2 separate regions of the Homo sapiens genome follow, and region 1 is linked to region 2. The links are chromatin loops, found by intact Hi-C in ENCODE. Cell type or tissue: dorsolateral prefrontal cortex. All regions are shown on one strand. Links, peaks and the distances in the headings refer to the core of each region. The heading gives the core; the rest is flanking DNA.

Region 1 (16,598 bases), core at 5,131-13,130, 84 kb before region 2:
TATTTCTTTCAAATATGCATTCCTAATGATGGCAAAAATAAAAAATATATAGTTATGGAAAAAATATCAAAGAAAAGAGTAATAAAAATTGAGTTTCTTATGACTTAGTAAACCAGAGAAATACCATATTTTATGCTAATTGACAAAATAGGGCTTTTAAAATTGTTGTTTTTCTTGGACATGTAGCAATGTGCTTCCTAATGAAAAGAGAATGATTAACTCCATCTTTAATTGTCCAACCATTCTGCAAATCTCTTCTATCTTAGCCTCTAGGAGAAATGGCTTTACATGAATGAACTCTACTCTGGCTTTAGAAGTTAAGCTGAATATTTTTGATATATAAGGGAAGTTGGAAATAGAAACAGTAATGCTTTTTTATTTACTTTACTGGATTTTTCAAGCTTTAGTTTGTGTCTCTATATCAAGTAACAAAGTAAGGCCAGAAAAATGAGAACTGCACAGTAGCATCAGAAAGGCAGCCCAATGTCAAACATACTTGAACCTTGATGCCAGCCATCTGGTGGACCATTCAAGGTTGTTTTGGGGAAGGGAGCTGTTAAGTATCCATCATTTCCTGGCTCTATGACTCTGGCAAAGTCAGCATCTCAGTTTCTTAGTTTCTATTCTCTTGGACAAAATCTTAGATGGTGACATAAGAGGGCTTTCACAGTGCCATTTTTTTGATGACAGACCTACTGCCTCTGAGAAGCTCTGTGGCACAGAGACTGGAACACAAATAACTTCATTTGACAACCAATTCAACTACTTACCACTGTAAGTTGCAGCTCAGTATCTAGAACATGGAGTCTATTCACCACAATGTAAATACATGACTAAAATGTGGGAAAGTAGAAATGAAAATAACTTAATTTAACTAACCCTCATACACACTCAGAATATATGCTTTCCATTTTATTTCTCTAACACAATGAATAAATTTGTGAAAGTAAAGCTATTCTATTTCTCTTCATGTCATCTTTCTATCTACCTAAATGGATTGTTGTTAAAAAAAAAAAAGAGAGAGAGATAATACACACAAAGTGCATAGCACAAAACTTGAAAAATAGCTAATTTCCAGTAAATGGTAGTTTGTCTTCCCATTGCTTGAGAACAAAGTTCAAACTATTCAGAATGCTTGTTTAATCTATTTTCCCTGTATTCACTTTCTTGCAGTCCCACAAAATGTCTCTCAAATCCTAGAGTCTTACCATTCTGAATCCATTCATGTATCTGGGATTTTCCATTATTGCTCACTTCATATAAAATGCTGCCAACACAACTCACACCACTGGCACAAAGGTGCTTTTGACTCAAGATCCTTGTTCTTTAAATTTCTATGTTCCTCATATGTCTATGATATTTACTTGGCACTCCCTTTACCATTCACTTTGGGCTTGTACATTATTTGCTATATGAAGGTGTTTTTTCACCTGAAAGTAGGTATGCCATGTCTTACTATTCTATCTCACACAGCAAAATTGCTTTTAAAACTAGGTATGGGTATAAGTGAAATTATTATTACCATCACTACTATCACCACTACTACCACAGTCACTACTGTGTAGTTCAGATAGATTTTCTACATCACTTATGATGTAGAATATTTATAAGAATTCAAAATTAAATTTATGCCTTAACACTGAGCTATCACAAAGAATATCTAAAGCTTCTTTACAAAACGTAAATTCATTTGAAAAAAAAAACAAAACATGCTAAGCTCATAAAAGCAAAACTTCAGACATTAGACCACATTCCTGAGTAAACAAAGTGTCCTTTTCTCATCTTTGTTTACAGCAAGCAATTCTAGACTAAACTTTGTTGAGTAGGAAGATATTGATGGTCTTTTGCTGTACACAAACCATATATTTATTGTAAACACAATGAGGGAGGTAGGAAGTAACATCACCAAAAACTACACAAAAAAGTTTACTGACCACTACATATTTTGACAAAGCAGATAATTAGATTAACAAATGTTAAAGACATTTTTACATCTAATGAGATAGGCTAAATTAAAAATGATATAACATCATTTCTGACTTTGCAATATCAAATGATAAACAGATTTAATTCTCAACCAGAAACAGAAGCTCATAGAAGTTCTGCTTTAAAAAATAATCACTATGTTTGTATATATAATTAGTAAATGACCTATAGTACTATCCAGAGTCATTTGAGTTTTAATATTTTGAAGCTAAGGAAAGGAGTCAGTTTGTACAAGGTTTGACCTGACAGAATGAGGTAAAAGCAGTGCTATTGTGAAATCCAGATATATATTTGGATTTTGCACAAAATTCAGACAAGTTAGAGAAAGACATTAATCATGGCTTTATACCTAAAAAATGCACACACTTAAAAGAATTTGCTGTTGCTCAATATTTGTAAGAAAAAAAGGGGCTAAATATACTTTACTACAAACAATACTATATAGAAGTCTTATAGGTAAACACAAATGTAAATGAATAAATCTACATGATTGCTAGTGCACTAAAAGGAAACAAAATCTCAAAACCCAGAAAGATATCTAATACACTAATATTTTTGAAGGATTTATTATTATTTTGGTAATGTGGACAAACCCAAATTATTCATCACTTTTGTAGCACACATCAAAATATTGAATTGCTTGTTTTTTTTGGATTATGTGCCAATTTTGGTATCAACAACATTTTTTTCATAAAAATAATGCAAATAGGCATTGATGTCAGTGACTTCATATCCCTGTCTTGACCATTTATCTGATAAAAACACCCTTTTCCAGGTTACCTACAAAACAGAGTTTATGACTCTTCCCCTAAAAAATAAAAATGCTGCAAGTTTTTCTGTTACCAAAGACTGAGAAGCATCCAGGGTTTCTTTCTTGTTTTTAATAGTGAAATTGTTCAATATCACCTGACTTTTTCAAAACCCCCTACAGTTAATATTACATGTACAATTTAAAAAAGGAGAGCAAGCCTAAAGAAAAAAGAAGAGAAAAAGAAAAAAGAAATAAGAGAGATGTTACAGCTTAACATAATTTGTAACACAATGTAAATATTAGAAGACGTGTTTCTATTAAAAATGTGCTGTATTTTACATGCATATTATTTTAAGAAAATATCTATTATATATCCAAACAAGAGAAGTAAAGGTTGATAATAAATCTATCACAGAGACTGGTTTCATACAATTTCCCCACCTTCAAAAGCTACCGAGAGAGAGAAAAAAATTATCTCCTTAATGTTTCAGCTGACGAAATTTAATGTCAATATTTCAAATTTAGTAATATAATAAATTAAGAAGAATTTATGACCAAAGAAAACATCAATACAGGGTTTTTTAGATTAAGATACAAACTAGTGGTTAACCAAATACATAAATTTTAAAAGATACTGTCAAATCACAGTTTTAATCGTCATATTATGTAAAATAAAACAAACCAATAAAACAGCAGGTTAAATAATTACGTCAAATCATCTAACATAAACTAATTCATTACTCAATTCTGTTAATCATACCACAGTCAAACATTATTACAACTTTGGCAAACAATAAATTGTTTCCTCTTTGCTTTCAAGTTAGCTCTCGATTTTAGAAAATTAGAGTTCTCTTGTTTCCTAAGTTTCTGTAAACGCTATGGAAATTTAAATTTTCCAACCCGGTGCGATGGCTCATGCCTGTAATCCCAGTATATTAGGAGGCTGAGACAGTGGATCACGTGAGCCCATGACTTCAAGACCAGCCTGGGCAACATGGCGAAATCCCACTTACACACACATACACACATATACACACACACATGCACACACACAAGAAAATTAGCTGGGCCTGGTGGCGCATACCTGTAGTCCCGGCTACTCGGGAGGTGGAGATTGGAGGATCGCTTGAGCCCAGGAGGTGGAGGCTGCAGAGAGCCAAGATTGCACCACTGCACTCCTGCCTGGGTGAGGGCAAAAGACTGAGACTCTGTCTCAAAAAATAAAGAAATAAGTAAGTAAGTAAAAAATAAATTTTCCTAGCAAATAAATTTTTTAATTCCAAAGTATTCTTAAAATGTTCCAGGCATCACACTACGTTAATATGTCTGACGCGAAATGCAAAAGGATGAGGTTGACATGATAAAATTATTTTCAATTCTTTTTTCTATTTTTAAAAAGTATTTAAAATTTTTTAAAAATTAAATTTGCATTTTTTATTTAATTTTATTTAAATTAGCATATCTCAAGAAATATATTTATATTTTCCAGAAACCAAGCAAGCAGCATTCCAAGTAGAAGAAAGTGAGCTGTTTTTGACAAACCTGATGAAAATTAATATTTTATCTAAGCAATTTTTGAAAAGCATGTCTAAATAAAACAAAATAGGATCTGTTGAGCATTTTAGAAACTGTAACAGTTACAAAAAATCAATTCACTCTTAAGACATATTACAATGTACCATTTTCATAAATGTTTCAGTACATGCATATTTTTCTCTTCCACTAAACTTACTGAAGTAGTATCAATAGAAAACTAGCAGATTTATGCTGAAACTTCCTCATGCTTTTCTACGTACCACCCAGTAACACCACCCAGTAACAATCTACACCAAGCTTTAGGAAATTAGATTAAAGGTGTTGACAACTGGATAAATCATCTCCAAATAATTGAGACATAGTACAATTTAAAAAAAATGGAAAGAAAATGAAAACCTATTAAACATCTGTCCGCAATCAACAAACCTGTAGCCAAGTAAAAGGTCATGGCATTTATTTCCTTGCTGCTCATCTATGTCTTTTGGACAGTGATACAAATATTCACATGTGTTTTACTTGTTTGCTTAGCTAGATATTGAATGGCATGTAGAGGCAAATAAATAAATTTACAAATAATGTTTAAAAATTATTATGTAATTGAATATACAAGTTGCTTTTGTGATTTCTTGGTCAAACATAAAATCGATCAAGCAAGGTCTGCAAACTAGAATAATTTTTATCTTGTTGTTTGAGAAAAATTGAGACTCCACCATGGCTGCACTAAGAGGAATTTTAACATGTTGTCACTAAGCCAAAGCAACGCCGGAACAGCTCTGTCTGTAGTCTCAGGCCAGGGAACGTTTTCCATTCTATAACTAATTCCCCAGATGCATGATCATACCTCACACACACAGAAAACAGAACAATAAGCCCTTAAGTATGCTTGCGGGCAGTTTTTCACAAGGGCAAGATTACAGGAGAACATGCCTGCTTAAAGAATTATTCCTTTGTTTTCCCCGCTTGTTCTCAAATTATCCATTTCCAATAACACTAAAATTTGTGGAAAATATCCCTCAGATGGTCAGTTTATTTGGAAACCCTTTTACCTGTGTTTGGACACTAAGTTTTCCCAAGCTCAAAATTCAAGTGTGCTTTAGTATGTTGTATTTGTATTGTTTTGTATTTTTTTTTCCTCCACATACTTTTTGTTTTTGTTTTTGTTTTTTTGGCTGGTGGGACACTCCTCCAGCAAATGGGAGCTTTCTATCTATTGCTGTTATGTTATAGCTAACTGTGAGTCCAAAGAAAAAAACATCTTTTCCTATAACTTCTTAAGTTAATGCTCTAAAAATGAGTAACTTTATCACAGTCTCATGGGGAGGGTGTGCTCTCAGAGCCATCCAGGCATTCTGGGACTTTTGTCAATGTGTTTCTGGAAAGGATGCTTATGAAATAATTCAGATCAACATCCAGGGTTCTTGGAGCAGGCTCCACTTAGACTAGCAGAAATCATTTCTGCCAAGGAAGATGTATTTCCTAGATTTGTAAAAAGCTTTATAAAGAAAATTTTGTTGTAACAGTGACTAATAAAATGTAAAAACCAAAAATAACTCAGCATCTGCAATAAAGAGCTATACCTTTTGGGAAATTTTGAATGTAACTGAGGATCAACCATGTTGTACAACTGTGCGGTTTCTACTCACATAGAACACAAAGTGAATGCTGCCCTTCTATAGCTGGGCAACACGTTGATACTAAACTACATTTTCAGCAAGTAATTTGCAAATAAATAGCAGCAGTTTCCTCTCAGTCACTGTGGTTTTTTGTACATTGAAGTGTTTTGAAAATGTTCATACTCTTCCAAGTTATGATTGATACCATTACATTTTGAAGTCAAAACGCTGCATTTCAGTGAAGTTTCCGGTCACTTAAAGTTATTATTGACAGGGATATATATATATATATATGTATATACACACATACTTAGTACATATATATATAATATATATATTTAGTAATAACAATAAATTTTGTGATAATATATATTAACATGAGTGCACTTAGTATCATATACTACTAAATGAAAATAGCTTTAAAATGCTGTCTAGGGTATAAGCAGCTGTATATATAATGGCCATAGGGCCCAGAGGACAAACAGATTTTGGCATGATGGAAACTGAGCTCAGGTAAGTCATCTAAAGGATTTAAAATTTGTTTACTTTGTTCCTCAGGATTCAGGTTGTGGTCAAACTAATTAAATATGCTGATAAAAATAAATGTTTATGCAAATTAATTATCAAAAAACTATAAATAATCAAAATGTCCCAAAATGGCCCATCAAATGCCATTGACAGTCTCTGACTCTAAGACATTTATATTTAAAATATAAATCAGAGAAGCTTAAAGGCTGAAGTCAAGTGTCAAAGTCATCTAAGTGGTTAAACATAGATGTCCTTTAGGTTGCATCAATGCCCACTCTGACATGTCTATGAGCAGTAATTCTCTCACTTCACTAACCCTATGTCTAAGATAGGTATGATGATGAAAATGCTTTGTCCAGAACACAAATTCCAAAACACTCAGCAAGACATTGTTTTCTTTTTGAACAGGTTCCAGCAGACATTTTTAGTTTTATTTTTCTCCACTCTCCCAAAATCCATGATTGAAATAACCATAAGTTCTGGTTTGTACAGAACGGTTCCTGGTTTCACTTATTGTCCTGACGTTGTTGTTAATGATGCTCTCTTTAATTCCTAAAAGCTTCCCCACTTCAATAATAAAGTTTTAGCTGCTTTGTTAAGGTATGATTGACGTACTAAGGCTGTAAATATTTAGTATACACAACATGATGTGTTTGGAGATAGGTGTATACCTGTGAAGCCATCAGACCATCATTGTTATCAATACTGTAATCTTACCCAGTATCCTCAAAAATTTCTCCCAGCCCCATTTATTGCTGTTTCTAAAAATAAATTTATTTATTTTTCTTTTTGGAGTATGAGCACTTGACATAAGATCTATCCTCTTAGCACATTTTAAAGCATTTAATACAGTATTATTAATTATAATATTGCTAATAACCAGGCATGTAATCTGTGTTGTACAGTAGATCTCCAGATGTTTATTTTACACAACTGAAACTTTGTACCTTTTCACCCACACCCCCATTTCTCCTTCCTTCCAGCCCCTTGTAATCACCATTCTACTCTCTGCTTATATGTGTTTCATTACTTTAGATTCCATGTATAAGGGAAGCCACGCAGTATTTGTCTCTCTGTGCCTGGCTTATTTCACTTAGCAGAATGTCCTCCAGATTAATTCATGTTGTCAGAAATGGCACAATTTCTTTCCTTTTTAAATAGATAATAAATTACTTTGGAACAACATATCTCACACCCCACCTTGATTATTTTTACCTTTGTGGTTTTGCATGCTCTGTTTCGACCCTTTTCTCTGTGAAATTCTTTCTGATGTCCTTAACCATCCTACTCTTCAAATCAGAGTCGAGCTGTGAATTAGAGGACATTGGTGAATATGTGATGTTTGTGCTTGCCCAGCGCTGCCCCCCAGCCTTCTTCTGTAATAGTATCCAAAATATCCTTTGTGGGTCCTTGCTTTCTTCAGTCCATGTGACCTTGTCTCCAGATACAGGGCTGAGCATATGACCCAGGCCTGACCATCTGGAACATCCAGGCTTTAATGATTAGTTTGGGCTGGGCGTATGATCCAGATACCAAAAAATAGGGTAGTCCCAGGATTCCCAGCAGTCATCTGCCCACACCAAGGGAAAGCCTACTTTGGAGCAATTCTTCTCTAAGTGTAATCTTTGAACCAGCAGTACCCTAACTTATTAGGTATGAAAATTCTCAGGCCTGACTCTAGACATATTGAAACAAAAACTCTGGAAATGGAAGGCAACAACGAGGTGGTATTGGAGTGTTACAGGGTCACAGAGAAGATCTTCAATTATCAGTTATAGGTTTTAAATTTACCCCAGCTTTTAAAGGAATAGGGTACACTGTTTTTTCTTTACTACTTCCATCTCTCTTTCTTTCTCTTTGACTTCTTCTTTGTCTCTCTCTTTCTCTCCTTCTGACTCCTTCTTTGTCTGTCTCTTTCTCTCTCTCTCTCTGACTCCCTCTTTGTCTCTGTTTCTTCCCCTCTCTCTCTCTGACTTTCTTTCTGTCTTTCCCTTCTGCTGGTCTTCCCCTGTCTCTGCCAGCCACTTACGCTGCTGTTCTCCCCTCTCCTTCCCCTTTTTGATGGCTTCGGCAGTGTAAGACTGCCACCTCCTTGGGCTTTTGCACTGCATGCAATAACTCCATGATTTCCTTGTGGTATTTACTGGGGGTTCCCCCAGAGATTAGGAACTCCCTTTTTCTCCATATTGCAGCATGGGCATGTAGGATTAGATAAGCATACTTGCTATCTGTATACACATTTATTCTGTTTCCCTTTCCCAGTTCTAAGGCTCCGGTAAGTGCCACTAGTTCTGCTAACCGGGCACTGGTTCCTGGGGGAAGAGGCTTACTTTCAAGTATAGTTACATCACTAACTATGGCATAACCTGCCTTTTGTATCCCATTCTCCACAAATGAACTTCCATCGGTACATAGGTTAAGATCAGGATTAGCTAAGGGGACTTCTAAGAGATCATCTCGGGCGGCATAAGTCTGGACTATAATTTGTTGGCAGTCATGCTTGATTGGTTCCCCCTCCTCTGGGAGAAAAGTGGCAGGGTTGAGAGCCACACACATATGTATTTGAAGCACCGGTCCCTCAAGGAGTAGAGCCTGGTATCTAAGTAGGTGGTTGTCTGATAGCTATAAACTTCCTTTGGCACCTAATATGTGATTTACATCATAAGTAGTCCAGACAGTGAGATCCTTTCCTTGTATTATTTTGATAGCTCTGACACTAAGACGGCCACCGCTGCAGCTACCCGTAAACAGTGAGGCCAGCCTTTTGCTACTACAACAATTTCCTTACTTAGGTATGCCAATGGTTGTGGGGTTGTCCCACGAGTCTGAGTAAGGACTCCAAGAGCTATCTCTGTGCTCTCTCTGTGACGTATAAAGAGAATTTTTGTCCTGTGGCAAGGATTAAAGCTGGAGCTCATACTAGGGCCTGCTTTAAGGTTTTGAAGGCTGTTTCTGCCTCTGGTTCCCATTCTACTAGATGAATATTTCCCCTTTGGGTCTCCTTGATTAGAGCATAGAGTGGTCTGGCCATCTTGCTGTACCTGGGGATTCATAGTCGGCAAAAGCCCGTGATTCCAAGGAACTCCCGCAACTGTTTTAATGTCTTAGGGTGAGGATAAGCTAGTATAGACTGTATTCATTCCTTGCTGAGGGCCCTGGTCCCTGTGGCTAAGATTAGGCCTAGATATTTGACCTGCTGTAGGCAAAGCTGGGCCTTCAACCTAGACGCCTTGTACCCTCGATTAGCTAGAAAGTTCAAGAGAAACCCAAGTGGGTTTCCACTGCTGGCTAGGGTGGCCAGCTTTTATTCCCTTATTTGTCCCCGCCCACATCCTGCTAATTGGTCCATTTTACAGATTGCTGATTGGTCCCTTTTACAGAGTGCTGATTGGTCCACTTACAATCCTTTAGCCAGACACAGAGCACTGATTGGTGTGTTTACAATCCTCTAGCTAGACAGAAAAATTCCCCACTTGACCCAGGAAGTCCAGCTGGCTTCACCTTTCATGGGCAACATGGTGAAACCCCATCTCAATAAAAAATACAAAAATTAGCTAGGCCTGGAGGCACGCACCTGTAGTCTCAGCTACTCAGTAGCTTGATGTGGGAGGATGGCTTGAGCCAGGGAGGCAGAGGTTGCAGGGAGCTGAGATCATGCCACTGCACTCCATCCTGGGCAACAAGGTGAGACCCTGTCTCCAAAAACTAAAAATAAAAAAAAGAAACATTAAGAAAAAAAAGTAAACAAAGAGAATCAAGATGGCAAAAACTGTTTCTTAGAACATAATGATAAAAGTAATAAATCTGTGGCAAGACATATAGATAAACTTTTTAAAACAGAGATACAAGTTACAAATAACTAATATCAATATTATTCAGGCATTTAAAGGATAATGAGATAATATAAATAAACATATGCCAACAAATTTGAAATAAATTGCTAGGCAAGTACAACTTTAAAAATGAAATGAAAAAGAAAAACTGAATAGTCCTACAAATTCATTAATCATTCTACTATTTGACCATCTAACTTATCTTTAAATTGTTTTGTAACTATTATGCATTTTTATTTCAGACTCATATGGAACATCCGTGTGTATGTGTATAAATAGTTTATGTAATGTGACAGTTAATGAAAAAAACAGAAGAATAAAGACCAAAGAAACCCATGAAAAGAATGTAAATGATACTACTGGGGCTCTGAAAATAATACCCCAAAATGAAGGCATCAAAAGCAGTTTCTCTCTGACCTTCTCCTGCCCTCCTGTCTCCTGTCTCTTACCCCTCATCCATGCCTGAGGCAAGTCATAGAAACTAAAATCATTTTTCCCTAAAGTCAGCTATCAAGCCTAAAAATATTACTCTGAATTTTCCCCACATTTCTGTGGAACAGCTGGCCATAAAGAAATTAAGACCCTCATTTCAGAGGAGTCCTACCCCATACGTGGGAGGAAGAAATTCTGTACAGAGAGGCCAAGAAGAACCTGAACAAACAGGCCCTGCTAGAATTCTTGAGTCTATCACTGCTAGCTCCTGTCCTTTTCTGTTCAATCACACTTGTACATGGCTGTCCCTGCTTCATTGAACCAAAGCATAAAATTGGATATCTTCCCCTGTATCTCTGGGTCTTCATTCTGGAGGCTCTCATGTCACAGAAAACTATAATCAAATAAATGTGCTAAGTTTTTCTCTAACATGTCTTTTGTTATAGAGGTGTTGGCCATTGCTCTTATGAAGAAGAAAAAGATCACTCCTTTTCTGCCCCTACAATACCATAATCAACAAAAGAAATAATGTCATGAGATGCATGTTGCACAATATTTTTAGTGGTATGAATTTACAAACTGTGAGCCTGCAAATGGAAAACCTGCCATAAAATGCATTAAGTATAAAACTTTGACGTGGGTGGTTCTCATGTGATGTTGCCCATCTGTTCATGAAGCAAAGAAAATCCTTAAAAATCCTTTTAAATAATAAGAAATGCTCTGCAAGACAAAATAGAAGTAGTAAATGAAACCCTTTGTAAGGCTGAATTCTTAAAAGTGGATTTATCTAAACTCAAGTTATAAATCTACATATTTTATAGAAATATATAAGCATTTAAAAAAGTATTTAAGTACACCCAGACTTTACTCCATTATGTGTGTACACACTGAGGTTGCTGTATGCAGTCATATAAAAAGAAGAGGGGGTGGATCTAATTGATGTAAAATAATAAACATGAATAAATTAATTTTAAATTAGAATTTGATGTATAATATACAGTTATGTAAAAAATAAGAAGTGTTATAGTAATTTGTAGATTTTGGTTATGAATATACAAATAAAAAAGCCCAAGTCATCTATATATGTGAATTCCTATGTTTGTCAGATCAAGAGGAAAGTTATGGAGGGACAAACAAGTCTATCAGCATTAACTTGATGAGGAAAAGAAGACTAAAAGGGGTGGGGGAGTCAATCAGATAGAAGATGATTAAATTATGGGTGCCTGTGTTTATTTCCTTTTTTAAATTTTATATTTTTCACTTAATACAAACATCACATGTTAATTTAGTCAGGACATGTTGTCATATGTTTCATGTTAAATGCGATATAAATATCTTTTAAAGGAATTGCCTTTAAATTCCGACTGCACTGAATTTGTGTTGGACTCTACCACTTACAAGCTATGTCCTTTGGCAAGTAAGTAAATCCTTCTGTCTATGTTTCCTCATCAGTAGAATAAGCATAAGAATAGTAACCACATCAGATTGTAGAGGAGTTAAAAGAGAAGATGTGAAGGTGTGTGAAAATTACACAAAATAATGCATGATACCTAGTAATCACTCACTAATCGGCAGTAAATTTTATTCCCCTCTCATAGAGGAGAAAGCCCTTAAAGATCACCTAATCAATTGAAATGTCAGAGGCAGCCATCAACCTAATTCTCAGACCAGATTCTGATCAATTTAAGAAATAAAACAAAGATGAAAGCCAAAAATAAAACAAAACTGAAAGCCAAAAATATCCTATTATACAGATAAAATGTGGTTACATAACTTGTTATAAGAGTCAGATAACCTACTCTTATGCTAAGGAGACTACCCCTAGACTGAAATTTGGGGTAACCAAACACAGGAAATTTTGTCTTCAGATTTAACATGCTTATTTTGATGTTTAGAATGAACAGAGAAAGAAGCATTAAAGCTATCAAATATCATGCAGTGGACTTTTGAGAGCTTCACTTCATCTCATTGAGACTTGTAGACCAATATGTGGCATTCATCAATCAACTAACTGATCAACTGAATAACTCCATCTTAGACACAGGGTTAGGGCAATGATAGCAGTATGTTTAGGGAAAATATCTTCTCAAGAAAACCAGAATTGTGGAAAGGGTGTTCTTTTCTGACAGTGCCCAGCAGTTTTGAAACTTTGTATTAGAAAACTCTCTTATCAAAATTAATCTTATGGGAAGTCTCAATGCATGAAACTGCTTTACTTACATAAATGGCTGAAGGGAGGAAGGAATCGTAAAACTTCACTCCCGATCACAAAATTTCCCTAATGAATATTAATTATCAATCATGTTCCTACTTCATCTCTCCTAAAATAATACTTATACCACAAAACAAAACAAGACAAAAAGCAAGCAAATAAAAAGTTTGAAACATGTAAATAGCACATATTTTTAGTTATTGACTTTATTCAGTATGTTTGAATTTTCTTTTATTTTGCTTAACATACATTAAACAGTCTAATTCCAGAAACTGCAGTGCAAATACACTCCAGTTACAGTTAACAGACAACACTCTGGTTATTTTCACTGTATCACTTACTTCCCTGTAATATTGGCTTTCCATGCAGAGATTCTGTCATTTATTTTTACATAATATAACCAATAGTAGAAATTGGACTATTGGGTGCATATGGTTACAATCTTATGCACTGTGGAAAAACCATTTCTTTTTATCCCATACAGCTTTGAATTATCCAATGACTTGAAAGAAAGGTTTTCAGGGAGAAATTATATAACTTTACTAGACAGAATTTTATGCTAAATTTCACAAATGGCCTGCTGAAAAAAAAATGAAAGTTTTCTTCTTTTTAAGATTTTGAAGGTATGCAAAGTTCACTTATAAAATGTTTCAAACTCATGTACATGATTCTTTGATGTATGTTCCAGTTTATATGTTATATGGATTTCAAATTCATCCTGAGAAAATAATCTTATGAGCAGGGATGTCTTTGTAAGGCCATACAAATGGTTTGTATGAAAATCACTATTTTTCATGATACCTGTTCTTAAAATTAACAAGCCAATAGTTAACAGGCTGTTGGAATTTTTTTCCAACGAATTTATTCTTAGAATCACTGTATTAGCTATATTAGTTTAGAAATCTCTCTAAATTAGGTCAATGCCATATTGTGACTGTTTCAGCCCTGGTTATAAGTAAAATCACATATGTATATGTTTATATAACTATGTATTATATGCATACACACACACACTCACATATATATATTCAATTTCCTACCATCTCTCTCAGAAAACATCTATAATCTAACAAAATTAACTTTCATTCTGGTTATTCTCAAAAGATGACTTTGTCTAAGAATTCACAGAGAAAATTTGGGGAGACAATTTTTAAAAAATTTCCTATCTCCCCCTTCTTTCCCCATGAAACATCCATGCCAACTTCTGATCCTCTAGTTTTAAAGATTGTGTCCATCTTGTGGCTCAATGCAAAGTCACCCACTGGCACTGTTTGTCCTACATTCTTCCGTTTCTTATGGATCATTGCTCCATCTGTCTTCCTCTCTATTATACCTTCATAGATATTTTAGCTTAGCATAAAAACAGCAATACTTCTTAAATAGTTATGCCTCTTTGTGTCTGTATCACAACCTTCTCCTTTTCTACTGTAAGGGATAGGGCTTTAGCACAGTTGTTCTATGGTTACATAACAACAACTGAGAAGGCTCTCAGCAAGAAGAGTGTTTGGAGAGTGAGAAGATGAGAAAATGCCAGGGTCGCTGAAGAACAGAGTAGGGAAGACAGAGGGGAAAGAAGATGAGAATTTGCTCATCAGAGCCCATCAGAAGCTCTCAGAACTTCAGATTGATGAGAATTTCTAATACAAACCCATTAGTGAGCTTAATAAAAAAGCCATCTCCTATTCCGTGCTCAAATAAGTATGGGGGGAAGAGAAAACAGATTCTTCAGCTATGCACTCCTCAGGAAGAATCGGGGGTCTGATTCAGTTCCCAGAAAAGTTAAATAGGTGTTTTAAACCTTTGCTTGACAGAAACTTTATGCCCACTGATTAATAACATCCCCCTCCCCAGTCCCCTGTAATGACTATTCCATTCTTTCTTTCTATGAATTTGACTATATTAGATACCTCATATAAGTAGAATCATGCAGTATTTACCTGTCTGTGATTGGCTTATTTCATTTAGCATAACGTCCTCAAAGTTCATCCAAGTTGTTGCATATCGAAGAATTCCCCTTGTTTAAACTATAGTATTTTATTGTATGTATATAAAAAAATTTTAAATCCATTCATCTATTCATGGACACTTAACATTTTTCTCACATTTTGGATATTGTGAATAGTGCTGCGATTAACTGTTAAAGTAATGCTAATATCTCTTCAAGTTCCTGATTTCAATTCTTTTGCATAAATATCCAAAAGTAGGATTACTGAATCACATTGCAGTTTTAGTTTTTTAAGAATCCTCATACTGTTTTCCATAGTGGCTGTACCATTTTTCATTTCTACTAACAGTGTCCAAGTGTTCCAATTTTTACACCTCCTGGTCAACACTTGTCTTTTTTTTTTTTTTATAACAGTCATACTAACAGCTTTAAGGTGATATCACTTGATGGTTTTGATTTGCATTTCCCTCGTGATTAGTGATGCCTGATGGCCATTTGTGTGTCTTGTTTGAAGAAAATTCTATTCAAGTCATTAACCCACTTTTTATTAGTGTTAGTAGTTGGCTTTTTGTTTTTGTTTTTGTTTTTAACTTTGAGTTATAGGGAAGAACACATTTCTCATAAGTCCTTATGGAAAAAAATATTGATAAAAAATAAAAACAACCAAAAAATAAAGGGTTAATTACACAAAAACAAATCGTGGTGAGCATTGAGTATACATTGAACTGTAGAACTAATAATGGAAATAAATATGAGAATAATGGCTAAAAAATGATGAGACATATAAACATACTTATTATTGTGTTTCTTATAGATAGCATTCAAAGATATAATTTAAAACTATTTGTCATATACCTATTTTACAGGCATACAGGAAGATGCTGAGAAAATTAACAAAATTAAACTCATCAAAAAATGGAGAAACAAATCTGCCAAAGAAAATCCTATTATTATCAGGGCTGACATTTAGAGTTAATAAATACTGTATAAAATTAACTAGATTGATAGTACAGTCTTGAGGGCAAATTGTGGAACTTCCAAAATTTTAAGAAAAAAAAAAAAAAAAGAAAACCTATGTCATATGTGGAATGTTTAGAAAAAAATGCACATCACACATGATAATTTTAAAGTCAGTCAGCTACTTAAAAAAAAAACGCAGACAATAAAACAAAATGTATCCATTTGCTCTGAATGTGAGATTCTGAAAAACCCTGAATATATAGGAATAAGAAAAGACATACTGAAAAAAAAAAGAAAAAGAAAGCAGAAATAATTTTAGTGACACTTTAAAAGGCAGGAGAGAATGAACAATTTATTGTTACAAAGATATCTCCTATAATCACAACCTGACATTTATAAATATCTTGCACACAGTAATATAACAGAAACATTTTTATGTATTGGAAATGGATTTAAATCTACCATTTGTTGTTTCCTCTTTGTCCTGTCTGCTCTTACCTCTTTTTTACTTTCCTTTTCTTAACTAAATTTCATTTTTATTTTTTAATTTTTTAAATATTTTAGTCATTATATTGGGAGTAATTCCAAATGGGTTATGAGGAAACTTATTTATTGAATTTGATGAGTTTTCTGAAAACTCTTAATGAAAATACATTTGCCAATAAAAATAAAACATCAGCAGAGATATCATATACTAAGCGAAGAGTTAGAGTGATACCAAGTGACATTCAACATTAAAAAGATACAATATAAAGGAACACAATCTGTTGAGTATTAAAAACCATCTCAATATGAACTCTTT
Region 2 (16,598 bases), core at 4,761-12,760:
AAAGTTCAAATTAAAACTTAGAGGAAAAAATATCTACACAAAAATTGTGCATATTATTGGCAATTTGTTTTAGCAAAAGCATGGAAATGGATGTAAAAAAAAGAATCTGTGGATGTTAGACTAATAAGCAAGGAATATAATCTTAGACTAGGTTGAATTTATCAATGCAGGTAAAATTACCAGTGTTTCTGAAATCAATGTGCTAACTTGAACACCTAACAGTCAATGGTTTGATTGACTGAAAACCTGACTTAATATAACTGGCATGTCCTGACCTCAATGGAGATGCTTGAAATTCCTTTAAAAAATGTAGGAGAGTAGTGTACAACTGTATTCCTAGCTACATGGGAGGCTGAGGCAGCAGGATCCCTTGAGCCCAGGAGATCAAGGCTGCAATGAACTGTGACTGTGGCACTACCACTCCAGCTCCAGCCTGGGCAAGACCACTACCCTGTCAAAAATAAATAAATAAATAAAAGGAGCCAAAAAAAAACCCCAAAACTTAGAAGATACAAAAATTGCAAGAAGTGCATCTTGTGGGACTCATTCACAGACATCCAAAAGCTAACAGACTGGTAAGCCCGGAATACCCTCATCACAGGATGCAGGAGCACACTACACAAAGCAGTGCAAGTATCTTTGAAACAGTTTTGATGGTTGTTATCTGTAATCCCACAATGCAGGTGTATGAAATGACCATCTAATAGGTCTGTAATTATATCAAAGTATGGTTTTAACTTGCATTTGCCAAATGACTAATTATGTAACGTATCTTTCAACGTGTTTATTTGTCCCCTGTATGTCTTCCTTGGTGGGATGCTTTGCCCATTTTGAAAATTGCTTTGTTTTCATACTATTGAATTTTGAGATTTCTGAGTATGAGTACTTTACTGCTGTGATTTGCAAAAATGCTGTCAGAGCCCGTGTCTTACCTTTTCATTCTCGATATGTCTCAGAGTAGAAGTTTGTGATTTTTATGAAGCTTCATGTATTTTTTATTTAATAGATGTCCTTTTGTTGACACATCTGACACCTTTCATTAAATGAAAGTTACAAAAAATATCTCTATTCTTGTTTCTAGAAGTTTTATAATTTTAGATGATACACTTAATTCTATGACTCATTTTGATACACCTTTTATGTAGTGTGAAGTAAAGATCTAAGTTTATTTTTTTGCATATGCTTATCCAATTATTTCATATTATTCTTTAAATATACTGTCATTTCTCCACTAAAGGAGCTTTGAACTTTTGTTGAAAATCAGTTGTCGTGTATGCATATGTCTAGCCCTAGACTCTCCATTTCATTAATATATTTATCTATCTCTTGATTAATTCAGCCTTATAATAAATTTTGGAATCAGGAGTAGTCATTTTCCAACCATCTTCTTATTTTTAAAATTTATTTTGGTAATTCCACTTCCTTGTATGTTAAATGTACAAATTAATTTTAAAGTAGAATTTTGATTGAAATCACACTGAATCTATAAATCCATTTGGGGAGAATTAACACTATAACAATACTGAGTTTTTCAATTCATAAACGCAATGTATCTCTCCATTTAGGTTATCTTTTATTTCTGTTTTCAGTGTTTTGTAGATTTCATGGTATATGTCTCATATATTTTTTGTCATTTTTGTCTCAAATTTATCACATTTTTATGCTATTCTAAATGGTATTTTTAATTTAATTTCCTGAATAGGTCATTGTTAGTATACAGATAAATATTAAATTTTATATTGCTTTTACATGTGGCAAATGTATTAATTCACATATTAGTTCTAGTATCTTTTTCCATAGCTTCCATAGAATTTTTTATATAGATGATCAAATTATCTTAAATAATAGTTATATTTCATTTTTTCCAATCTAAGCAACTGATATTTCTTTGTCTTACTTCATGGAATGGCTAGTACAGTGTTTAACAGAAGTAGTGAAAGAAGAAATCCTGACATTCCTTTGATAATAAGGGAAAAATACTCAGTCATTCACTAGTAAGGATGGTGTTGGCTAGCAGTAGGTTTCTCAAAGATGCCCCTTTATCAAGTTGAGAATTATTCTCTTCTATTCACACTTTTGTTGAGAGTTTTACGTTAGGAATTTGTATTTGATATGGTCAAATGCTTTTTCTCTGTCTCTCAGAAAATCATGTGGTGTCACTTTATTTCATTTGTTCATATTGTGGTTATTATTACTTGATATTTTAATGCTAAAGTGTTCATGCATTCCTGAGATAAACTTTACTTGGTCATGATGTACTACCCTTTTTTTTTTTTTTTTTTTTTTTTTGAGATGGAGTTTTGCTCTTGTTGCCCAGGCTTGGAGTGCAGTGGTGCAATCTCGGCTCACTGCAACCTCCGCCTCCTGGGTCCAAGTGATTCTCCTGCCTCAGCCTCCCAAGTAGCTGGGATTACAAGCACCCACAACCACACCCAGCTAATTTTTGTATTTTTAATAGAGATGGGGTTTTGCCATGTTGGCCAGGCTTGTCTCGAACTCCTGACCTCAGGTGATCCACCTGCCTTGGCCTCCAAAAGCGTTGGGATTACAGGCAGGAGCCACCGCGCCCAGTCCCTTTTTAATATATTTATACATTTTATTTGTACAATTTTATGTTTAAAAAGAATATTTGTCTGCAGTTTCTATTCTTGTAATGTCTTTGGTTTTAAGAGAGGACATTGCTGAACTCATAGAATGAGTTCGGATGTATACTTTCCTAAACAATTTCCTGAAAAAGTTTGTATAGAAATGGTGTTACATCTTTCTAAGTTTTTCTTGTAATGAAGTCATTCAGAGTTTTCTTATATATATGTTTTAACTGCAAATTCAAATAGCTCTATACCCAAATAGGTATACGGCTATTTGGTTTAGTTTCATCATTTTTCTGTATCTTTAAATCATCTTCCATTTTATTGATTTTCACTTTAATATTCATTATTTTCTTCTTCTTACATTAGGTATCATTTGTTTTTGTATTCTAGATTCCTAAGGTGGAAGCTGTGGTCATTCATTCGAGACACTTATGTAGACATAAAAACAGGCCTTTAGTGCTACAAATTTCCCTCTAATACCAAGTAAGCAATATTCCACAAATTTTCATATGCTGGGATTTTTTAAAATATTCTATTTGGTTTAAAATATATTTGACAAACGGGTTACTTATAAGTGTGTTATATAGTTTTCAAGTACCAGGGATTTTCCAGACATCTGTTAATACATTTCAACTTAATTTTGGTCAGAAAAACTTTATCTGACTTGAATCTTTTTAAATTTATTGAGATTTCTTTTAAGGCCCATATTATATTATATTCCATGATGACTTAAAAAGAAGGTGTATTATCTTGTTCTTTGATAGAGTATTCTATTAATGTCAATTAAGTTAATGTATTTAATACTACTGCTCAAGTCCTATATATAGCTACTGATTTTCCAGGTAATTTTTTGAGATCTCAATTTAATTGAGATAAGTGTGTTAATATCCCTGATTATAATGGTCAATTTTTGTTTTTGTCCTTGAAATTCTATCAATTATGGTTTCATGTATTTTGAGGTTCCATTACAAGTTGCATAAACATTTAGGTTTGCCATGACCTCTTAAGTGATCCCTTTATCATTATAAAGTTACCTTCTTTAATGTTTAGTAATATTCTTTGTTCTGAAATATTCTTTGTCAGATATTAATGCAGCCTCTCCACCTTTTTTCAAATTAATGTTATCATGATATATAATTTTCTATCATTTCACTATTTACATATGTGTGCCTTATTTAAAGATTTCTTGTAGGCATCTATAGTTGAGTCTTGCATTTTATCTATTTCGGCATTATCTGACATTTTTGTTCCATTTACATTTAATGTGATGATTCTATATCTAAAATTTTTCTATTTATTTTCCATTTGTTCTACCTGTTCTTTGCTCCTCTCTCCCTCTTTTTCAGCCTTTTTGCCCCCTTTTTCTACCTTTTTTAATTTAATATTTTTTGTGGTTTTATTTTACTTTATTTATTTCCTTTGTTTGCTATAAGTTTGTCATGTTTCTTTAGTGGTCCTTTTAGAGTTTATATACCTTAAATTTCATAACCTGACTTCATGCACTATTATTTCATCCCACATATAAGTAACTTAAAACAATATACTTCCTTTTTTCCCTCCCAGTCTTTGTACAGTTCCTGTCAGATATTTTACTTCTATATTTTTATAATCCCCACAATACATTATTATGCTTGAATAAGTCATCAATTGTTTTTTACATTAACTTAAATAAAAAGAAAATTTCTCATCTTATGGAGAAACTTTAAAATTTCTTGTTATTCAGGCCTGCTGGTGACAAATTATTTCAACTTTTTTTTAACTTTTATTGTCAAAGATATTTTGGCTGGGTATATAATTCTAGGTAGAAAGTTTTTTTCTTTCAATTACTTAAATATGTTGCTCAGTTGTTTTACTGCTTGCATTGTTTCCACAAAAAACCTGCTATCATGCTTTCCTTTGTTCTAGACATAATGTGTTTTTTTTCCTCTGGTTTGAACCAATTTGATTATGATGTAGCTTGGTGTGTGTGTCTGTATCTCTGTGTGTGTGTGTGTGTGTATACACACACATACACCAAGATACATTATACATGTGTATATATATAATATATAAAATTTATAAATATTTGAAGTATGTATAAAATTTTGTTTGTGCTTTATATACATATAATGTATGTATAAAATTTTGTTTTGTTAACATTTTTGCAGTCATGATTTATAGTGTTCAGAAAATTTGGAAATTCTCATATTATATCTTCAAATATTTTTTCTAACACTTCCCTTCACCTACCTGACAACCTTCATGCCTCCAGTTACAATTGTTAATTAGGTTGTTTGAAGTTGTCCCAAGGCTTGTTGATGCTGTGTTTATTTTTTTAAGTAAGTATTTTCCCTATGTGTTTTTTAAGTAATTTCTGTTGCTATGTCTTAAGTTCACGGTTTTTTCTACAATATGTAATCTGCTACAATATGTAATATCCAGTGCTTTTTTCCTCTCAGACATCGTAGTTTTCAACTCTAGACGTTTGACTATATTTTTATATCTTTTTTGTCATTATTTAACATATTCAGCTTTTTATCTAGCTTTATGAGCATATGAAATAAGGTTGTAGTAACTGTTTTAGTGTCCTTTTATGCCAATTCTAACATCTGTATCGGCATCAACTGATTTAATTTTCTCCCCATTAGGGATTGTATTTTCTTGCCTATTTGCATATCTGATAATTTTTCATTGGACAACAGACACTGTGAATTTTACCTTGTTGAGTGCTGGGTGCTGGATATTTCTGTAGTCTTATATTCTCAACCTTTGTTATGGGACACATCTATGCCACTGAGAAGTAATCTGATACTTTTTTTTTTTTGAGACGGAGTCTCACTCTGTCACCCAGGCTGGAGTGCAGTGGTGTGATCTCGGCTCACTGCAAGCTCCGCCTCCCAGGTTCACACCATCCTCCTGCCTCAGCCTCCCGAGCAGCTGGGACTACAGGTGCCCACCACCACGTCTGGCTAATTTTTTTGTGGTTTTAGTAGAGACAGGGTTTCACTGTGTTAGCCAGGATGATCTCGATATCCTGACCTCATGATCTGCCCGCCTTGACCTCCAAAAGTGCTGGGATTATAGGCGTGAGCCACCACACCCGGCCTCAAGTTATTTTTTATTCTAATCCTTTCGGGTAATTCATACCCAAGCCTCAACTAGTTTTCATACACTTGCATTGATCAGTACTCAGATGAACACTTGAAGGGTCTTTCTACAGATCTCTAGAGTTGTCTCCCTTTGCAACTCTCATCTCCAACACTGTCTTGTGAAATCTAGAAGTCGTGTTCTTCCTGGATGACTAGCAAAGTCTCCTCAACACGGAAAGTATGACAAGCTCTACCTAGGTTTCATCTTCTTGCTCTGTTACCTGGAAATTCTCTCAAATCAGTCAACTTAGGCAATCGCAGAGCTTGCCTCATTTGTTTCCTCTCTCTCAAGGATTGTACTCTATTGTCTCATATCAAATATATTAAGAAGCATCTTTTTATTTTATTTTGTCCAGTTATTTATTTTTCTTATGTAGAAAATATCCAGTATTTGTTACACATTTGCTATATGTGTTGGCCATATTGGTCAGAAACAATCTGTCTAAAATATTTTAAGTACTGACACAATTCTCATGTTGCCTTTTCCATTCAGGGAGTCAAAGCAATTTAGATATAAGGAACCACTGACAATTCACAGCTTTTTAAAATAGTAAACTAAGAGCAATTATTATATTCCTGAAGGAATCAATAATGTTATCATTAAATTTTTACATCTTCAAGGATTGGGATTCCTATTACATTCTCATTTAAATTGCTTATTGGCTGGTATAGATTATGGTTATTCTCAGTATACATCAGAGAGTTATTATAATTAGCTGTTGACTCCTATTATAAATCAACACAGGGCTAAGGATCTATTATGCATGTAGGGATCAAACACTACATCAATAATATCATGATGAAAGGGCCTGGTGAATCAGAATAGCCAGTTAACATGAATGAGTTTTATAAATTACATTTCTGAACAAAGAAATAAATCCTGGAGCCTGATATCTCTGTACAGTTGTTAGCGAACAATAGTTCAGACTTGTAGGTTAGTTACTTCAAGGTGAAAAAAGCTAGTGGCATTTGAATTTTTTCCTACATATATCTCTTTGGATTTGGAAGGTCACTTATCCCACTTTGGTGTACACTGTTTATAACAGGCCCATTTATGAAATTGACCCTAAAAAATCTGCCAACTTTCTGCAAGATCCAGAGCAAAACGAGGCTCTCCTGCTAGTCCAGGCTGCAGTGTTGTGCCACTTGGACCTTTCAAAGTCTGATAGCTCTTCTGTACATGTAAAAAGGATGCATTTCCATTTCTACTTGTATTTTGAAAAAGAAATTATGTAATCAAATAATTAAAGGAATAATTATTTTTTAAAAATGGCTCAGGAAAAGTTCAACAGTAGCAACAGAAAAAACATTAGCCCACAAAAAATCAAAGGTGGGAGTTCAACTAGGAAAATTAAAAAATAGAGGAACAGTGGATTTTTCTGGATGCACATTTGAATCTAAGTCATGCTTCAAATCCAAACTCCATCTGTTTCTTAGATTTCTGGAACAAACTCCTACTCATTCAGACCCACCCATCCTCCACAGACAATTCCTTTTCCCCAGACATTCTTACCTCCCACATTTAGAACAGCATCACATACCAGTTGGAATTTGTAGTGTTTTCATTGTGCACATCACTAAAACATTTGCCTCTTAGGCAAAAGGAGAATCACTTTTCTTTTTGCCAAATTATGTACTTCTGTTTCTCATCCTGAAGAACATAAAATCCAGGAAAGGAAACTTGACAACACTTACATCATCTCTAGGTGGCATATCCAAAATGTGTATCTGTGGACTCTAAGGGAAGAATAATACAAAAAATTCCAATTATACATTTTTAATGGTAGTCAAGAAATTAAAAGGTTTAACATAAAGTCCAATGACTTTTTAATGATATAGTACTAGAACTATTTGAGAAGGAAAAGTTTCTCTTGTCTTAAAGAGGTGCTCTTTGGAACAACAGATTTTTTAAAATATGAAAAAGGCATGCTTAGTAAGTATATAATAAGATCTAACTCCTCAAGGATAAACAAACATAAAACCTTATCATGAGTGTTCTATAGTATTTTTTAAATTTTAAGTATCAGTACTATTCTTCAAACTATAGTCATCACTCCACCAGCTGTCATATTAAAAATGTTCTAATTCTTAACTTCAAATTATAATGTCTTTTAACACAGCATGGTGAGATCTTGGTGTCATAAGTATTGTTTTTAATATTAATAGTTAATATTGCATGATCAAAATAAAAGAAAACCTAGTATCTTTTTATTCACAATAAAATTTTTAATAAAGTAGGCGTATATTCACTATTCTGAAAATGCAGTTAAATGAATATTTATCAAATATCACTATCAGTTTACTTTTCTACTAAGTATCTTGAAAAGCGAACATATTTGCAGATACCTCGAATTCCTTTGTACAGAGACTGAAATGACTAGTATATATATTTTTTTTCAAATTGAGCTTTCTACTCCTGTTTATTTATTTTTCCCAAAGCATATAATTCTAGTAAAGTTGTCTTTGAAAATTGAGCAGACATTAGTTCGAGATCTAGCATCCCTTTTTTAAGTTTTGTTATTAAAGCCACTTGCATAACTGGCTCTGCATATGGCAATGGAAGTAATGCAGTACTACTTCATAGAGTACATAAAATGCTTGGCTTTACACCTAGTTCATAATAACCAATCAATTAAAAATTCTAAGATTATGCTCCTCTCTTCCTTTTCTTCTCTATCATCACCTTATCTTCTTCCTCCCTCTTTCTCTACTTCTTTTGTAGTTGTCATCATCATCATCATCGTTATCCTCAACATTGTCATCCTCATCCTATCATTTCTTATGTCTTCAGGAATATTATAAAAATAAATGACAATGGGCCGGGTGCCGTGGCTCACGCCTGTAATCCCAGCACTTTGGGAGGTCGAGGTGGGTGGATCATGAGGTCAGGAGATGGAGACCATCCTGGCTAACACGGTGAAACCCCGTCTCTACTAAAAATACAAAAAATTAGCCCGGCATGGTGGCGGGCGCCTGTAGTCCCAGCTACTTGGGAGGCTGAGGCAGGAGAATGGCGTGAGTCCCGGGAGGCGGAGCTTGCAGTGAGCCGAGATTGCGCCACTGCACTCCAGCCTGGGTGACAGAGCGAGACTCCGTCTCAAAAAATAAATAAATAAATAAAAATAAAAAATAAATGACAATGATAGATGCATCTACCTATACTTTTAAAACATTGCATATATAGGTTATGACAATTAGTAATCCTCTCAGAATTATGCATGAGAGGAAACAAGAACCATTTCAGGATGCTTGGGATTTCTGAAGGACAAAAGGGGACAGGTAGAAAGGCAATTGCTCCTTAGAAAACCCTAAGGTTTCTTTAGTGATATAAAATGAAGCACACTCAATTGATAGTGGGCTCTGTTCAGAAACTGTTTTGTAAGGAATATTCTTAACTGGTTTTCTATATCAGGGTATCTCTGCATGACTAATATGCTAGAGAAGTCCACTTAAGTTAGATAACTCTTTTTAATAATGACCTGTTGGGGTCCTTTATAACTTATAGGAAGGTTAAGTTAATCAAGCATGAGTAAACCATTACAGAACCAGTGTAAATATGCAGAAACTGTAAATGATATATGAGAATTCTACACCATAATCCTATTGTTTACTAACATCTCACTAACAGACTGGTGAAAAGATGAAGTGGATAACCAGAAATAGCCAAGATAATATATTTTATTTGGACAAATCCAGATTCCTATTTGCGATTTTGTGGATCTCCTGCATGACCAACTGTGACCTCTGAGGTTCTTTAAGTGTATTGTTAGCACAAAGTAAACACTGCATAAGTGATGGTGCTTATTATTGTTACAGAATTCTGTATTTATTGCTGATATACTTTTATTTTTCTGCAGCTGATAAAAATTCATTTTACATATGGAAATGCAATTATTTTTGGTAATTATTCAAACCTGAGTCCATCAGTATACTAGAAACCCAGCATACACAAGTACTTTCATGCAAAATGTTTTTGGTACAGGCTGACTGCAACTGACTTCTAGGAAATGTTTCTATAATTGTGATGAGAATTGTTTTTTACTCTCATGGTTTTGACAAAAATAAGATTATATTCCAGAATATATATTTGGTTAGTGGGTTCCCAAATTTGGCTGTGCACCAAAATAGCTGGCACAGTATTTTAAAATACAAATATCTTTATCTCAACTTCAGAGATTTTTATCTTCTACATCTGAGGTAAGGTCCATATTCAGAGAATTTTAAAAAATCTCTTCAGGTATCTTTACTGCATAATATGAGCCAAGTGTGAAAAACACTGGTTGAAAAGACAATTATCTTTTATGAATAGGTCTTTTCATACATGATTGCTTTTCATGCCCCACATTTATGTTGTCTATTCATGTCCTGTCTTCATTTGCTTGGGCTGCTATTACAAAATGACATAAACTGGTCAGCTTATAAACAACAGAAATGTATTTCTCATAGTTCTAAAGGCTGGCAAGTCTGAGACCAAGGGGCTGGCAGATTATATGTCTGATGGAAGCCCATTTCCTGGTTCATAGATAGTGCCTTTTAGCTTCATCCTCGGATATTGGAAGAGGCAGCACAGCTCTCTGGGACTTCTTTTGCAAGGGCACTAATCCCATTCATGGGTTCTACCTTCATGACTTAATCACCTCCACGGGGTCCCACCTCCTATTACCATCACTTGGTGATTAAGCTTCAATATATGAATTCTGGGAGCACACAAACTTTCAGGCTCATAGCAATCCTGTATTCCAAAAATTATCTGTTTGTCCTTTGAATGTATTTGACTAGTTGACATATTTGTGCTTAAGAATTGTGGATTATATGTGAAATCTGACTTCTTAACAGGGATATATTTCTACCTTAATAACAAGGGGTTTTCTGGGGAGTGTTTCCCCTAGAAAAGGTGCAAATAGCATAGGTTGTTCTTTCTCAGATGTATTGGAAATATTTACATACTCCATAAATAAGTGAACACAGAAATGGCCTAACTTCATCCCAAGAAATTATTTTGCTCTAAGCTAGACAAAGCTACTAAAGTGATCAACAACTCTGAGTATGAAAAAAAATAAAATCATATTGTTCACAACAGCAAGAATAAAAATGTTTTGTTTGATTTACGCAGAATGACAAATAAACATCAAACATTGGTGTTTAGTAAACATTAAATACAGTGCATAAAGATGCAGTACATCCCTTTATTTAGTTTTCTGCTTAGGGCTTCAGTGTTTTGAAAGGGCTGGGTTATCAATCTGACCTAGTCAGAGAATACTATAAACACCTCTCCACAAATAAAGTAGAAAATCTAGAAGAAATGAATAAATTCCTGGACACATACACCCTCCCAAGCCTAAACCAGGAAGAAGTCGAATCCCTGAATAGACCAATAACAAGTTCTGAAATTGAGGCAGTAATTAATAGCCTACCAAGCAAAAAAAGCCCAGAACCAGACAGATTCACAGCCAAATTCTAGCAGAATTTGGCTACCAGAGGTACAAAGAGGAGCTGGTACCATTCCTTCTAAAACTATTCCAAACAATAGAAAAAGAGGGACTCCTCCCTAACTCATTGTATGAGGCCAGCATCATCCTGATACCTAAACCTGGCAGAGATACAACAACAACAACAAAATTTCAGGCCTATTGGCCTGAAATCAACGAACATCGATGCAAAAATCCTCAAAAAAATACTGGCAAACCGAATCCAGCAGCACATTAAAAAGCTTATCCACTATGATCAAGTCTGTTTCATCCCTGGAATGCAAGGCTGGTTCAACATATGCAAATCAATAAACGTAATCCATTACATAGACAGAACCAATGACAGATACCACATGATTATCTTAATAGATGCAGAAAAGGCCTTTGATAAAATTCAACACCCCTTCATGACAAGAACTCTCAAAAAACTAGGTACTGATGGAACTTATCTCAAAATATTAAGAGCTATTTATGACAAACCCCAGCCAATATCATACAGAATGGGCAAAAGCTGAAAGCACTCCCTTCGAAAACCAGCATAAGATAAGGATGCCCTCTCTTACCATTCCTATTCAACATAGTATTGGAAGTTCTAGCCAGGACAATTAGGTAAGAGAAAGAAATAAAAGGTATTCAAATAGGAAGATAGGAAGTCAAATTATTGCTGTTTGCAGATGACATGATTGTATATTTAGAAAACCCCATAGTCTCAACCCAAAATCTCTTTAAGCTGATAAGCAACTTCAGCAAGTCTCAGGATAAAAAATCAATGTGCAAAAAATCACAAGCATTTCTATACACCAATAATAGACAAACAGAAAGCCAAATCGTGAGTGAACTCCCATTCACAATTGCTTCAAAGAGAATAAAATACCTAGGAATCCAACTTACAAGGGATGTGAAGGACCTCTTCAAGGAGAACTACAAACCGCTGCTCAAAGAAATAAGAGAGGACACAAACAAATGGCAAAACATTCCATGCTCATGGATAGGAGGAATCAATATTGTGAAAATGGCCATACTGCCCGAAGTAATTTATAGATTCAATGCTATTCCCATCAAGTTACCATTGACTTTCTTCACAGAATTAGAAAAAACTACTTCAAATTTCATACGGAACCAAAAAAGAGCCCGTATACCCAAGAAAGTCCTAAGCAAAAAGAACAAAGCTGGAGGCATCATGCTACCTGACTTCAAACTATACTACAAGTCTACAGTAACCAAAACAGAATTGTACTGGTACCAAAACAGATATATAGACCAATGGAACAGAACAGAGGCCTCAGAAATAACACCACACATCTACAGCCATCTGATCTTTGACGAACCTGATGAAAACAAGCAATAGGGAAAGGATTCCCTATTTAATAAATGGCGTTGGAAAAACTGGCTAGCCATATGCAGAAAACTGAAACTGGGCCTCTTCCTTACACTTTATACAAAAATTAACTCAGGAGGTGGAGGCAGGAGAATTGCTTGAACCCTAGAGGCTGAGGTTGCAGTGAGTTGAGATCACGCCACTGCACTCCAGCCTGGGTGACGGAGCGAGACTTAGTCATTCAACCAAACACCATATGTTCTCACTCATAGGTGGGAGTTGAACAAGGAGAACACATGGACACAGGGAGGGGAACATCACACTCTGGGGCCTGTCGGGGGGTGGGGGGCAAGAGGAGGGATAGCATTAGGAGAAATACTTAATGTAGTTGTCGGGTTGATGGGTGCAGCAAACCACCATGGCACAGATATACCTATGTAACAAACCTGCATGTTCTACACATGTATCCCAGAACTTAAAGTATCATAAATAAAAAATAAAATGAAAGAACAAATTTCTCACAAAAAAAAAATTTGCTGAATTAAGAGACCAATTTTGGATGTATATGTTACTAGTAAATGGAAGGCCAAAAGACCCAAATTATTCAATGAATGCCTGGACAACACTTTCACACTTCTGTTTTATTTCTTCTTTTAATAAAGAAGATTACAATTATGAGGATCAGAATACTACAAAGCTTTCTGAAATCATGGAAATATTATTATCCCCAGCTTAGAGATGAAAAGTCCCAGAATAAGGAGATAAAAAGAATACTAAAACAAAAGTGTCCAAACTTTTAAAGAGCATGGTAATGTCAGTAGGTATCAAATGAAACTAGTACGGCAACCTTACATCTTGATAAAACTGAATGTTACATTTTTAACTGATTTACCTTAAAAAATTATTGTGAAAGTAAATAAAAAGCATATTCCACATGCAGTCATTATCTTTTGGTTTCTGGAACAGGAACTTCCCAGCAGTAAATTTTATGATGAAGATTACATTTAGATGAAAGTGTTTTCCTTATTTAATAATGTCCATACATTGCATCATTGGAAATAGCAAAATAACAGAAGCTTGGCTCAAGATAAAAACATAAACATATAAAGTGCTTTGTATAACATATATTAAAATAATTTTCAATAAGCCATTTATATGCAACCAGGTTCCCTTGTCTTAAATGACAGAAGAAAGTAAGTTGACGGGCTCACAGAAAGTTCTGAACTTTAGTCCGAAGAGTTTTAAAATAAGTGCACATGGAGATAGGCAGCTGTAAAAGCTTCTGTGCAAAAAGTGACTTAAATTTTATATAGTCACATTTAGTTGTTTGTCCTCAAGTGTTATAATTTTACAGTTAGACAACTCTCAGTGGGACTGATTTCATAAAACAGTTAAATAATAGATTGAACAAGAATAGGTTTCACTGCCATGCAATGCTGTCTCACTTGGTTGTAAACTGTTATGAATTACATAATTAATAAATAAAGTCCCAAAATCAACCTTAAACTTGTTGATAAAGACAACAGCAGTTTCTCCTTACTTTGGTCTATTTTATCATTAAATAGTTCAAATATAGTGAAAAGTGTAGAGAAAAATATTATAAACTTCATTTTATGAATCAATCCAGGTTCAGGACACCTTTATATGTTGTTTATTTGTTTTGGGCTTTTAAATAATCTTTTAATTGCCTATTCCTCCCTAATTTTAATTCCCTCTATCTCTCCTCTGAGGTACTCAGTAATCTGAATTTGATGATTCTCATTTTGAAGAGTCCTTTTTATACTTTTACTATATACCTATGTGGCTGTAAACAATATCAAGCTGCATACTGAATACTTTTAAACATATCTAAATGTTGTCATATTATATGTACTATTTTTCATCTTGTTTTTGGCACTACATATTATACCATTAAGATCTGCTCCAATTAATATACATATTGCTTGTTCATTTATTATAATTGTAGTACAGTAATGTGTTGCATTATTACACTTTGGTTATCCTTTCTGTTGTTGATGGATATCTGGAGTATAATATCATACTTTTTCACATTCATTATTAAAACCAAACCAATCCTTCAATGAGTAATCATGCACACAGCTTGTTCTTTTTTGTACATATGCTAGAGTCTTAGAGTCTGGGTTTTATACATAAAATTAGAAAGCTAAATTTTATCAGTAAATATCTTCAACAGTTACAAGCTACCAATAATCACCCTGAGTCATGACTTTCTGTTGCTTCATATACATGCCAGATCTTTTAAAATTTTGTCTCTCTAATGAGAATAATATGGTATTATATTGTTTTCATTTGCATTTATCTGTTTACCAGCAGTATGGGATATTTTACACTATGTTTATTGGTCTTGTTTATTTCATTTGCTGTGAGTTGTATGTTTGCATCATTTGCCCAACCTTGTATTGGGTTCTCTTGATGCTTTTGTCCTTCTAATTTGTGTGTGTGTGTGCGTGTGTGTGTGTGTGTGTGTGTGTGTAACTGAATATATTCTAGATATTTATCTCATCAGATATTAAAATCAGTTTTAACTTATTTCTTACTTTTTAATTTTTATGGTGTCTTCATTTGTAAATGGTTCATTTTTTCTGAAATACATACTTTTCAAATGAGAATTTTCAGTGATTACATCTCTTACTTCCAATATGTTAGCCATTTTTAATTTTTAAAAATTTTTTTATTTTAATTTCCAATTATTCATCATCAATATATGGTAATTTGATTCCATTTCCTACATTTGACCTATATTCCCTGGCTTGTTACACACTCACTTATTAGATCTGTAAGAAATTCCTTAGGATTTTCTGTATAGATAACTATGTCATTTGTGAATAAAGGCAATTTTATCCTTTCATTTCCAAAGTATATGATATTTTGCTTTAATCCCTGGTATTTTTGCACTGGCAATGGCAATAGTGCAATGTTGATTAGAAGTTGTGAGAGAGAACATTCTTGCCTTATGTATCAACCTTGAGCTTAAAGAATTCAATATTTTACCAAGTGTACCAGCAGATTTTTAGTAGATGTGCATTATTGAATTGACAAAACTCCCATTCCTTTTAAAAAATGAATTTATTTCTAAATTTGATAAAATTGTATATATTTATCATGTACAACATGATGTTGTGAAATATGTATACATGATGGAATGACTGTATTAAGCTAATTAATATATACATTACCTCACATAGTTATCATTTTATTAGGACAATACTTAAAATCTACTCTCAGCAATTTTCAAGAACAAAATACTTCATTATTAATTATAGTCACCATGTAATACAATAGATCTATTAATTTTATTCCTCCTATCTTACTGAAAACTTGTATCATTTGACCAAATCTCCTCAAACATACCCCACCTCAGCCCCTGGTAACCACCATTCTACTCTCTACTTCTATGAGTTCAACATTTTTGGATTCCACATAATAAGTGAGATCCTGTGATATTTGTCTTTCTGTACCTGCCTTATTTTACTTAATATAATGTCCCTCAGGTTCATCTATATTATAGCAAATGACAGATTTCCTTTTCTTGATGGCTGAAGAGTATTCCATTACGGATATATAGCACATTTTAAAAATTCATTCATCAACAGATGGACACTCAGATTGATTTCAAATCTTGGCAACTGTGAATAATGCTTCAGTGAACATAGGAGTGCAGACATCTCTTTGATATACTGATTTCATGTCTTTTGAATATATACCCAGTTGTGAGATTGTTGGATCATATGGTAGTTCTATTTTTAATTTTTAAAAAATCTCTATAGTGTTTTCCATAATGACTGTACTAATTTACACTCCCACTAACAGTGTACAAAGGTTCCTGTTTCTCAGCATCCTCAACAACACATTATAGTTCATCTTTTTAATAATAGCCATTCTAGCAGGTGTGAGACGCTACCTAATTGGGGTTTAATTTGCATTTCTCTGATAATAAGTGATATTGAGCACGTTTTCACTGATGTGCTACTGAGCACTTGTTTGCCACTCGTATGTCTTTTTTTGAGAAGTATCTATTAAGATTATTTGCCCATTTTTAATTGGGTTGTTTTCTTATTAAGTTGAGCTCCTT

The links. Peaks named below come from ENCODE experiments on the same cell type or tissue, not always from the same donor. Only the 100,000 strongest peaks of a DNase experiment are listed, where the experiment ranks them.
Region 1: a loop joins it to region 2, with 5 times the contacts of the local background. A loop is called at or near these places in 2 of 110 quality-filtered maps.

The regions. Positions count from the first base shown.
Region 1 is chr13:80,889,782-80,906,379 of GRCh38, reverse strand. LOC124903241 (a long non-coding RNA gene) reads right to left here and starts at 10,119. Exons shown (of 4, transcript XR_007063927.1): 1 at 9,989-10,119; 2 at 7,630-7,721; 3 at 3,822-3,945. In dorsolateral prefrontal cortex, for the core only: no CTCF peak of the experiment used is centred there; no DNase peak of the experiment used is centred there; H3K27ac peaks cover 2,455 bases.
Region 2 is chr13:80,805,387-80,821,984 of GRCh38, reverse strand. No RefSeq gene overlaps it. Among named protein-coding and RNA genes, the nearest start is that of LINC00377, 200 kb to the left of the region's middle. In dorsolateral prefrontal cortex, for the core only: no CTCF peak of the experiment used is centred there; no DNase peak of the experiment used is centred there; H3K27ac peaks cover 2,189 bases.